4 separate regions of the Homo sapiens genome follow, and all the other regions are linked to region 3. A link is a contact called in ENCODE Hi-C data. All regions are on one chromosome and are shown on one strand. The core of a region is the stretch at or near the end of the contact, and the rest is flanking DNA. Distances in the headings are between cores, read along the strand shown. Region 1 overlaps ABTB2 (ankyrin repeat and BTB domain containing 2). Region 2 holds the start of FJX1 (four-jointed box kinase 1). Region 3 holds the start of PDHX (pyruvate dehydrogenase complex component X). Region 4 overlaps ABTB2 (ankyrin repeat and BTB domain containing 2).

The links. Hi-C counts contacts between places; a loop is a spot of excess contacts on that map. Pooled maps may share reads with other maps.
Region 1: a map of B cell shows a loop between it and region 3 (10-fold over the local background). The contact joins the enhancer-like site here to the promoter of PDHX in region 3. A Hi-C loop is called at or near these places in 2 of 168 maps with a recorded cell type or tissue (B cell and naive thymus-derived CD4-positive, alpha-beta T cell), 6 of 37 single-sample maps with no recorded cell type and 9 of 50 pooled maps.
Region 2: a loop to region 3 is called in a map of PC-9, with 5 times the contacts of the local background. The contact joins the promoter of FJX1 here to the promoter of PDHX in region 3. A Hi-C loop is called at or near these places in 2 of 168 maps with a recorded cell type or tissue (CD8-positive, alpha-beta T cell and PC-9), 7 of 37 single-sample maps with no recorded cell type and 10 of 50 pooled maps.
Region 4: a pooled map shows a loop between it and region 3 (5-fold over the local background). The contact joins the enhancer-like site here to the promoter of PDHX in region 3. A Hi-C loop is called at or near these places in 4 of 37 single-sample maps with no recorded cell type and 8 of 50 pooled maps.

What each region holds. Positions count from the first base shown.
Region 1 is chr11:34,232,816-34,235,613 of GRCh38, forward strand. The region is part of intron 1 of ABTB2 (ankyrin repeat and BTB domain containing 2); the gene reads right to left. Among named protein-coding and RNA genes, the nearest start is that of ABTB2, 120 kb to the right of the region's middle. RefSeq lists enhancers at 1,186-1,710, 1,387-1,716. Within about 2 kb of position 1,381, at least 13 of the 41 ENCODE cell types and tissues checked have a DNase peak (open chromatin) inside an H3K27ac peak, as active enhancers do; they include B cell, where a contact is called at or near this core.
Region 2 is chr11:35,616,927-35,619,709 of GRCh38, forward strand. FJX1 (four-jointed box kinase 1) reads left to right here and starts at 1,534. Exons shown (of 1, transcript NM_014344.4): 1 at 1,534-2,783. The coding sequence starts at 1,711. RefSeq lists silencers at 1,122-1,211, 1,242-1,571, 1,393-1,554, 1,652-1,721, 1,742-2,001 and 1 more and enhancers at 1,854-2,488, 2,489-2,783.
Region 3 is chr11:34,915,301-34,918,000 of GRCh38, forward strand. It overlaps PDHX (pyruvate dehydrogenase complex component X), which reads left to right and starts at 1,318. Exons shown (of 11, transcript NM_003477.3): 1 at 1,318-1,515. The coding sequence starts at 1,356. APIP (APAF1 interacting protein) reads right to left here and starts at 1,079. Exons shown (of 7, transcript NM_015957.4): 1 at 928-1,079. The coding sequence starts at 984. RefSeq lists silencers at 740-1,079, 1,100-1,149 and an enhancer at 1,320-1,619.
Region 4 is chr11:34,249,781-34,252,480 of GRCh38, forward strand. All of the region lies in intron 1 of ABTB2 (ankyrin repeat and BTB domain containing 2), which reads right to left. Among named protein-coding and RNA genes, the nearest start is that of ABTB2, 110 kb to the right of the region's middle. RefSeq lists a silencer at 1,402-1,696. Within about 2 kb of position 1,396, at least 13 of the 41 ENCODE cell types and tissues checked have a DNase peak (open chromatin) inside an H3K27ac peak, as active enhancers do.

The DNA of each region.
Region 1 (2,798 bases), core at 131-2,630, 680 kb before region 3:
AAATAAAATTAGCCAGGCGTAATGGTCCCAGCTTCTTGGGAAGCTGAGGTGGGAGGATCTCTTGAGCCTGTGAGGTCAGGGCTGCAGTGAGCCATAATCACACCACTGCACTCCAGCCTGGGTGACAGAAGGAGACTCTGTCTCAAAAAACCCCCTAACCTCCCCCCAAAACCCCAAATGCCCCGCAAAACATATACTACCCCCTCCATCATGCTGGGAGCCACTGAAGGGAGACACCCTGTCATAGTGGTTTGGTCCTCCAGTGGCTAGGGAGGTAGCTGTTTGCTAAGTGAATGTTAAGTCCATCCCAGTCGCTTCCTGCTAACAGTCCACCACGGGAAGTTAGGCATTTAATAATGAGGACACAATTAGGACACCTGGGCTTGGTGCATGAGGATTTTTCTTTTTATTTTTTTGAAGACAAAGCAAAACAAAAAAACAACCCTTTCTTTTTGAGACAGGGTCTTGCTCTATTACCCAGGCAGAAGGGAAATGGCATGATCATGGCTCACTGCAGCTTTTTTTTTTTTTGAGACAGAGCCTCCTTGTTGCCCAGGCTGAAGTGCAGTGGTGTGACCTTGGCTCACTGCAGCCTCCGCCTCCCAGGTCACTGCAGCGTTAAACTCCTGGGCTCAAGCAATCCTCCTGCCTCAGCCTCCCAATTAGCTGGGACCACAGGGGTACACCACCACACCCAGCTAAGTTTCTAAAAATGTTTTGTAGAGACAAGGTCTCACCATGTTGCTCAGGCTGGTCTTGAAATCCTGGGCTCAAGCAATCTGCCTTGGCCTTGCAAAGTGCTGGGATTATAGGCATGAACCACTGTACCTGGCCCACCTTTTTTTTTTTTATTATAAAGGTAATTATGATTATTTTTTAAAAATCAGAAAGGAATAATGAATAAAGTTTCTTTTAATACTACCTCCCAGAGATAACTATTATTAATATATTATAATTTTTCTTCAAATAGGCTTTTAGTACAAATAGTACATGTACAAATACATGTACTAACCTATCAATTTTTTAAAATCACAAACCGAATTTGAGAAACAGGAACATAATGAAATTATTTTTCACCTAATGCTGAATCCTGTATTTTGTGGACATCTTTTCAGGTCAGTGTGTTTGGATATATATTTCTTTTTAAGACCTACACAGTTTCCAGGGTCATCGCTCCCTCAAATTTGAATTGTCAGCTTGATCCCTCTCAGAAGACTAGAGAAACCATACATCCCAGGGCACCTGAAGCAGGGCCAAGCTGGGCTGCAGGTATTTTCCACAGTGCTCTGGCAAGGCCTTCTCCGTGGCTCAGTTAGGGGGTTTCCCTTCTCCCCTCCCCTCCCCTGTTGGGGTGGGGGCAAGGGTAAGAGCGTCTCCCTGGAGGAGGTGCCTAAAGCAGGCTGTGAGTCACTCAGATGAGCTTCCGGGTGAAGTCATGCTGAGAAGCTATTTGCAGACACCTTACTCAAGGAGGCCTAAGGAAAGCATGGGGGGATGCCATCTCAAGCGAGAAATGGAGAACTTTTAGATTCTCCCCTCCCTGGCCTTTCTAGAGCAGAGGCTGTAACCGGAATATCAGAGACACAGTAAATTACCTGGGATTTCCCCATCAGGGAGATTCCTGGGTTACTCTCACTGATAACAAGACTAACTACTCACACCCAGGGTCCCAGGGTGAGGCTGGGCAAGGGAGGCACCAGGGCTGGTTCCACTGCTCAGAGGAGAAATGCAATTCTCTCCTGTGCCTCAAAGTCCAGCATTGTGAGAACACCTCGGATGCCAGCTCTGGCTCCGCCTCTCACAAAACCTAGGTAAAGTGCTTTGTGCGGAATCTTTTCCTTATGAAAAGGCAGGGCTACCAGGCAGTGCCAAGCCCTGGGACAGTCAGGTAACTAATTGCCTATTGCGACTCCCAGCTTACAGGGTAATGCTACCTGCTCCTGCTTAACCTCAGAGACTGGGAATCCCAGTTCTGCCACAGAAGAGGGCCCTTTTAGTTTCCCTGAAGCACTTATACAGAGATTATTGTGTTTATTTTATTTATTTATTTATTTATTTTTGAGACAGAGTCTCGCTCCTTCGCCCAGGCTGGAGTGCAGTGGCGCTATCTTGGCTCACTGCAAGCTCTGCCTCCTGGGTTCACGCCATTCTCCTGCCTCAGCCTCCCAAGTAGCTAGGACTATAGGCGCCCGCCACGGCGCCTGGCTAATTTTTTTTTTGTATTTTTAGTAGAGATGGGGTTTCACCGTGTTAGCCAGGATGGTCTCGATCTCCTGACCTTGTGATCCGCCTGCCTTAGCCACCCAAAGTGCTGGGATTACAGGCGTGAGCCACCGTGCCCGGCCGAGATTATTGTGTTTATTAATTTGCTTACTTGCTCAGTATCTGGTGCCCCTACTCCCTCTAAAATGCAAGCTCTGCATAGCAGGGATTGCCTGAAAAATGTCAGCCACATAGATGCTCAAGACATTTCTAGAAAAGAAATGAATGCCATCAGCCAAATATCTGACCATGACCCGGGGTAAGTACTTAACCTCTAGACCTCAGTTTCTTCATCTGTAAAGCGGATATGGTTTCTTCTCTGTAGTGGTTATGAACATATCGCATAAAGCACTAAACCCAATGCCTGACACATAGCAAGAGTTCAATAAAAGGGCTCTCTCTGTTATCCTCAGAGATGACAAGGATCTTGAACCCCACAATAAACTGCTACATCTCCAATACTGAATGAATTAGCCTCTGTTCAATAAGCCCCACAGGAAGGGGAGCGGGGGAGGTCAAAAGGAATTGGTGCCTGT
Region 2 (2,783 bases), core at 284-2,783, 700 kb after region 3:
AAACCCCCATGTGCACCTGATGGGAAGATGAAAGGAGAGAAAAGATACACACCATGTAAGGAAACAGATTTCAAACTCTGGCCTTTGAGAGGTGGATTCCACCATGCCCCTGATCTTGTGTCTACCCTGGGAATCTCAGTGTGGATCTGGGACTCATTCTGATACAGAGAGGTAAGGGAGGGCCGACTGGCATCCAAGTTTTCCTGGTAAATGTAACCCAGAGGTGGCTGGAAGATGTGTTGGGGTGAAGAGGTTGTTCATTTTGTTTTCTTTGCTCCTTCACCACCTCCCTCCCCCACCACCACCACCATTTCTTTTTCCCTTAAATCGTAAAAGCAGTAAATCAAATGCAGTATGGGATTGAGGTTTTTTTCCTTTCCATTTGAAAAATCCTTTTAATTGAAAAATCACATTTGGGGAACAAAGTGGTCAAATGACAGTGAATTTCAAACTTGAGAATGCTGACTTGATTAAAAAAAAAATACTGATCTTTCTTAATGGAGGGAAAATCAAGTGCATGCGGCCAGGAGACCTGAGTTTGACTTTTAGCTTCGCCCCTTGCTAATTGTGCAATCCTGAGCAACACCCATCCCTTCTCTGTGCCTCAGTTTCCTCATGGACAAAACGGTATCATTTCTTTCGAAAAGTCGTCCCTGACTCCCCTCTCCCCAACACGAGGTTGGATGGCTATAATCTCTCTTAGCAACCTGAGAGTCCCACTGGAATGTAAATTTCAGCAGCACTGGGACCCGGATCTGTGGATTTTGCTTCTGGTAAGCAGAACCAGAACTGAGGGGCAGTCGCTGTGTTGAATGGATGCATGAATGAATGGGAGATGGCCTAGGTGTTCAAGGGGCACGTGCACAGCGAGGCTTCATTCCCTGGGAGTCCGTTGGGAAAGGCAGAGCGGCCAATACTGATTGGTGCTGATGTGCGAGCTCGGAAAAGGGAGTGTCGGTTCAAAGTTGTTGGCTACAGCGGGTTCCTCTTTCCGCTGGAATCACATCCTCTGTGGCTCGGAGACATTCCCAGAGATTTACATAAAGCAGCGTGAATCACCCAGACAGAAACTGAGAAAGCAAAGGGACCCTGCCTGATCCTAGCCTGGCGGAGCTCGGAAAGAGGTGGAAATCTGTCTGAAGTTTGCAGGAGACCCGCGCTGCCTAGGCAAAGGGACCCGGCGACCAAGACACCCCCGCGAGGGCCCAGGGCGCGTCCCTCCCGCCAGGCCCCAGACTCCGGCTCTGCGCCACCCCCTCCTACGCCCCGGCGCGGGCGCAGCCAGTCCGGCTTCCTCCAGGCCCCCAAGTCCCGGACCGAGTGTGGGGCCGCCTCTCCCTCTCGGAAGGAGCCATCGCCGCTTTAAGTGGAAGAGGAGAGGAAGGGGGCGGGGGAGCGGGGGGCGGGGAGCGGAGGCGGAGGAGGGGGAGGGGGATCCCCCTGGCTCCCACGTGGTCCGGGCGCCTGTGAATCGCGCCCACCGGAGGGTCTCACAGCGAAATACAAAAGCAGCTGGGAAGCGGCGGGGACTCGAGTTCCCAGCGCCGGGCGGAGCGCCGGACAGAGCCCCGCAGCGCCCCGCGGCCGCGATGGGGCCGAAGCGCCCGAAGCCCCGGAGCCCACAAACTGCCGGGCCCGCCTCGCCGCCGGGACCCGGGTGCCTGGGCTCGGCTTGAAGCGGCGGCGGCGCACCGGCACAGCCGCGGGAGCATGGGCAGGAGGATGCGGGGCGCCGCCGCCACCGCGGGGCTCTGGCTGCTGGCGCTGGGCTCGCTGCTGGCGCTGTGGGGAGGGCTCCTGCCGCCGCGGACCGAGCTGCCCGCCTCCCGGCCGCCCGAAGACCGACTCCCACGGCGCCCGGCCCGGAGCGGCGGCCCCGCGCCCGCGCCTCGCTTCCCTCTGCCCCCGCCCCTGGCGTGGGACGCCCGCGGCGGCTCCCTGAAAACTTTCCGGGCGCTGCTCACCCTGGCGGCCGGCGCGGACGGCCCGCCCCGGCAGTCCCGGAGCGAGCCCAGGTGGCACGTGTCAGCCAGGCAGCCCCGGCCGGAGGAGAGCGCCGCGGTGCACGGGGGCGTCTTCTGGAGCCGCGGCCTGGAGGAGCAGGTGCCCCCGGGCTTTTCGGAGGCCCAGGCGGCGGCGTGGCTGGAGGCGGCTCGCGGCGCCCGGATGGTGGCCCTGGAGCGCGGGGGTTGCGGGCGCAGCTCCAACCGACTGGCCCGTTTTGCCGACGGCACCCGCGCCTGCGTGCGCTACGGCATCAACCCGGAGCAGATTCAGGGCGAGGCCCTGTCTTACTATCTGGCGCGCCTGCTGGGCCTCCAGCGCCACGTGCCGCCGCTGGCACTGGCTCGGGTGGAGGCTCGGGGCGCGCAGTGGGCGCAGGTGCAGGAGGAGCTGCGCGCTGCGCACTGGACCGAGGGCAGCGTGGTGAGCCTGACACGCTGGCTGCCCAACCTCACGGACGTGGTGGTGCCCGCGCCCTGGCGCTCGGAGGACGGCCGTCTGCGCCCCCTCCGGGATGCCGGGGGTGAGCTGGCCAACCTCAGCCAGGCGGAGCTGGTGGACCTAGTACAATGGACCGACTTAATCCTTTTCGACTACCTGACGGCCAACTTCGACCGGCTCGTAAGCAACCTCTTCAGCCTGCAGTGGGACCCGCGCGTCATGCAGCGTGCCACCAGCAACCTGCACCGCGGTCCGGGCGGGGCGCTGGTCTTTCTGGACAATGAGGCGGGCTTGGTGCACGGCTACCGGGTAGCAGGCATGTGGGACAAGTATAACGA
Region 3 (2,700 bases), core at 68-2,567:
TCTATTTTCAGAGTCGTCTTTGCTAATTTGGGGAAGTCACTTATTCAAACAAGAAAGTGGTTGACAAATGTTTAGCAATGAAATCTCCCGCGAGTTACTACTTTTTAATTAGGATTTTCAACCCTAAGAAAGATATAGATAGGAGGAATAAGATAGGGGGAATAAGGAAACTAATTTTGAGGGGTTTCCCTGCCTCTTAGGTGGGGTTTATCATATTGTGCTGAAACTGCTTATTCGTCTAGTTCTCCAGACCCTGGGCCATTTATCTTACGTATCCCTATCTCTGAGCGTGTAGAAGGCGCTCCATAAAACTGTTGGTTTGTGTAAATGACCGAAAACTACATGCAGCGTGAGGGTGGATTTCCCTTTGACTTCGGCTTAAGGAAGAATCGTTCCCATGATCATCCCACAATTCATCTAAACGGAGATAGGCAAGGAGCAACTGCTCAAAGGCAAAGCGCTGGCAGCTGAGGCACAGCTCCGGTTCGGCAAACGTCTCCCGAGTGCCAAACGTCCCCCCAAACGCCTAACTGGTCGTCAGGGCGCAGAAAAGAAGCTTGGGGGGCGCGGTCTTCGCCCCAGCTCCACTTCGGTGCTTCACGATTCCTTCTCTGGCCTGCCTTCCTGATAAATACCCGGTGAGGTCACCTAAACGCTCTCCTCTCTCAGTTATTTGCTTCTTTCCAACGTTTGGCGCCCAGCTCCCGCCATCGGAGCGCCCCGCCCGAGACCACTGATCTCCTGGGGCCTCGCAGCCTTGCTTCCGAACGCCAAGGTCGCGGTGCGCCGGGGTAGCGAACGGCCAGGCCCGAAACCCCGCCCCGCAGCTAAACGCCCGGCCCGCTACCCTGCGCCCAGCTCCAGCCGCCGGGTCCCGCCTGGGCCTCTCCTCCTGGGAATACCGGGCACCGGTGGCCCCGCCCCTACCTGCGCGCCGCATCTCCGGGAACAACAGTCTCCCTCCCGAGCATCACAGCCAGACATGGCCCAGACCAGGGACCCGCGCGGCCTCCAATCTCCGCACGGCTTTGCGCGCGGCGCTTAGCCTGGGATACGGCAGCGAGGCCGCAAATGCAATCAGGCGGCGCTGAGGGCAGCCCGGGGGCGGGGCGAACGGGGCGGGGGCCGGGGTCTGGTAAGGCCCCGCCGGCTGAGATATCCAGCGGCGCACCTGACTTCCCGGGAGGCAAGGCCAACGTGGTTGGAGGCGGGGCTGGGTTGGGGGGCGGGGGTTCAAGTCTGAGAGACCTAAAGGCACCGCTAGCGTCTGGGGGCGTGGCCAACCATGCGGGAGGCGGGGCCTTGATGCTGGACATCAGGCTGTGCTGCGGGCAGCCAGTGAGAAGGCCGTCAAGATGGCGGCCTCCTGGAGGCTGGGCTGTGATCCGCGGCTGCTGCGTTATCTTGTGGGCTTCCCCGGCCGCCGAAGCGTAGGGCTGGTGAAGGGGGCTCTTGGGTGGTCTGTAAGCCGCGGAGCTAATTGGAGATGGTTTCACAGCACGCAGTGGCTTCGGGGTGAGTGGCCGGGGCTCGCTCAGCTTCTCTGTGTAGCTGAGTGATGGGCCTGGGACAGGGGCAGTTATGATTGAGGGCCTGCTTTTGGGTGTGAAGGTGCGCGGGCTCCTTATTCCCTTTCCTCTTTCTCCGGTTGGGGTCCGCCGACTTGGCCTAATGCATGCTGTGAAGGGCTTTCTTGGCAGCTGAGAGAACTCGACTCTGCCCTAGGCCCCCTGGTTTGTATGGCTTTGTGACCTTGCCTTGGAATTTGGGTTATTTGTGAGGCGCAGAGAGGGTTCCCAAACTCTCCTCCCTCAGCCCCCTTTCCAATCAAGGCTCAGGTTTCTTTAGGGTTGTCAAACGTCTCGGACGAGAAAAAGCTGCCCAAGGTTGCCGAGATTGAAAAGCCACTGTTGGGAGTTCTTACTTATTCTCTAGGCCTCTCTCTGTTAGGAGGTGTTTTCATTGAGGCCAGTCGAGTTTTACCCCACGCCATGACTCGTGGAAGACTTAAATTTGTAAATTCCTACGGCATCACGATAGACAAAGGTCCAGGAGAATGTTTCAAGCAAATATTCGCTTGAAAGAGCAAACATTTAGGAGATAAATCATACCAAAAATTTATTATAGAAAATTGTTGTTTAGTAATGATATTGATGCAGTTAACACAATTCTTGCAGTATTTAACAGTATGCAAAATGGCAGGCCGGGTATTATTTTTCCTTATTTTGGGAGAAGGTTGGAGGGAGGCGGGGATGGAGAATAGGACTGACGTTTTTTAGTGTGACGTATTACCTGCCAATCATCGTTCCTGGCACTCTACAGAATGAATTTTAATTTAAATAGGTCTAGTAGACGTTGCCTTCATATTCTGAGCTACCTTAGGCTCAGAAAAAAAAAATCACACAAAGTCATATGGTAAGATGAGTGTATTGGGGTTCCTAAAGGTTCCTTAATGGGAACAATTTATTTCATTTTTGGTGTAATGTTTCATAACATATTCCTTGGAGCAGAGGTGCTTTAACAGTGTGTGCAGAATTCCTTCTCTTCCCTCCTCCAAGTTTGTTGAAATTAAACTTTTTTCCAGCTCCTAGAGATTCGGTCTGGTCTGGTGTGGGGCTCAGGAATCTGCATTTTACAAATGTTGGATGAGTTTTGATGTTTTATTTTGACATTTAATGGAATGAGCTTTGAGACTCACTG
Region 4 (2,700 bases), core at 146-2,645, 670 kb before region 3:
CTACAGATGTGCCACCATGCCTAGCTAAGTAAATATTTCTTCAGCATCCATCACTCTATAACATCAGGAGGGCTGAAGAAGCCCAGTTCACAGTCCTGTTCTCACAAAGCTTGTGGCCTGGCTGTGAAATGAGACCTTGCTGGTATAGAGTGGTCTACATGGCTCTGGCAGAATAACCCCAATGGTGCTCAGTGACTATAAAAGCATCCCTGGGGATCTGGTGACACCTTGAGCTGGTCCTGGAAGATAGAGCTGGGAAACTCAGGCAAAGATTGATAGGAGTTGGGATTCTAGGGAGGAGCCAAGGCAGAAAAGCACAAGCTGCCTTGGAACTGAAAGAACAGGGGTCTTGGAGAGCTGGGTGTTCTAAGAGCACAGAGGAGGGAAGGCTGGCAAGGTAGATGGAGGCTGAGGGTATCTAGGCATTAAGGACCTTGTATCTTCTGGCAATAAGTAGACATTGAAGGTTTCAGTGCAAGAGCAGGGGCAAATGAAGACTCCCCAGTTCTTCTTAAGGGGCCATAAGAGTCCTCTAGTACAACCAGACTGCAATCTGTAGGGCCAGGGAATCATCCCCAGCACCCATGAAGATGTCTGGCATGTAGTGCATATGCAATAAATACTTGCTCAACAAAGTGACGATAAATGTGAATCTTGAAATCTCTTCCTTCCTTGCCCAAATAGCTTAGTTTCTCATGGGAGAAAACAAGTGGAATTTATTGACATCAAATGGCAGGGTTGTGGCCAACTGCAACAATTTTTCAAACAAACCCTAGGATAAGCTTTCTGCAGAAACAGAGATAAAACTTCATCCTGAAAGAGGAGCGATGCATGTGGAAAGTGAACAGACATGGCAGAAAGACGCTTCATCATTCTAGTCTCCAGAGCAATTCCTCCCAATCCTCAGAAGCCTTCACTAAGTTTCCCTCCCTGAGAGAGAGAGCACCAACCCCAAACTTCTTTCTGCGGCTACAAATGCTCTGCTCCCTCTAATAAAGCTAAAGTTGCCATTACTGAGATCCTACCAGGTGTGTAAGGCACTTTGCAAATTACCTTCTGCCTATTTAATCCTCAGAATAACTAGGGGGGTAGAAACCATCATTGCCATTTTACATATGAGAAAACCGAGGTTCAGAGAGGTTAAGTAACTTGCCCAAGGAAGCACAGCTAGTTAAAGGCAAAGCAAGACTCACATCCAGGTCTGTCTGCCATCAAACATGTGTTTTTACCCCTATATTTACTCCTCCTTCTGATCTCTCAGGCTACACCCATGGAGTTGGCAGGTAGAAGCTGGTGGGCTAAGAGATAAATCTTCTACCCTGGCTTCTTAATAGGGGCTGGCCTGGCTGTTGTAAAGGGGAAGTAGGAGGAGCCTCTCAGAGGCAAGGAGAATGGCTCCTCCCATATTCTGTGACAACCAACACCAAAATAGAGCGGGTGAGGCTGCCCATGGGCGTGGGCTCTGCACCCTGATTTCAGAGGGCATCACTCAGCTGTGAATCATGCCTTAGTGACAGGCAAGGAGCCTGCTCAGACAGCGCTGACACTGATTCTGCTCTGGCTGAGTGACAGCCCCAGGGGAAGAGGCGGGGCTCATCTCCAAAGGGGGACCACACAGAGAAATACAGCCAGAAACACAGCTCCCGACACTGTCTCAGGCACCAGTGAAATGCTAGGGTGGCTGGCTCTGTTAAAGGGACCCTGTCCTCCTCCTTCCCCTGGGCCAACTGTTGACCGGTGTCCATGCCATGCCCAGCAGGATGTCAGCTATGCTGGGGGAAGCCGCGCACTCTCTGAGCTATAAGAGAGTACATGGAGGGTTCTTTACTTTCTCTCATTATCTGACGTGCATTTGTGTAAGACTCCTGAACTTTTTTTTATTTGCTGGGACCAGGTGCAATGCAAAAAGGTGAGTATGTTCTTCAAGTCAGAGCACTACACAGATATAAGGAATTACAGTAAAGAAAGTTAAAATGGAGTGGAGGACACAACTGTTCCTCAGGAAACAACTAAAGCAGAATGTGAGGCTATCTACAGAGACATGAGGAGTGATTCACCGCAGACTAAAAAAACAGGAGCTTGAACGATAGAAAAAGATCCAAATCATTCCTGGTATTGTTTTCCTCTTGTGCTCACTGGAAATCTGCAGCCAGTGGAGGAGACTTTCCTCACCCAGTCCCATCCTGGGAGTCACAGTGTTTAGGGCACTCAGGGATCTAAGCTGCCAAAGTCAGCCCCACCCCACTCCCATCCCCTCCACCCAGGGGCTTGCAATCCCAGGGAAGAGGAGAGTTTCATGAAAGCTGCAAAACTCACAGCAAGGCCCGGATGGTGGTTCGGAGTTCATGCTCCAGGGGTTCATGAGGCTGAGCTGAAAGGAAGTCACCTGACACAGCATGAGCCCCCACACCAGAGCTGGCCAGAGCCCCACGACTCCATGCCTGGGAAAGCCGTGGCAGGAGTGACAGCGAGGAGGCCAGATGCACGAGCCTCTTCCTGAACCATCGCATCTCCCCACTTCCTATCAGCCTTTTCTTTGGACTGGCCCCATCTCTTCCCTGGCTTGGGGCTGACTTCCCTTTAGGAATAGGTGTCTTTGGAGCATCCAGGCAGCTGATAATGACCACTGCTTAACCAGCCCTCCTCAGTCACAGGGGGAGAGTGCCATCTGGACATCATGACCTCCCCACCACCGCTGGG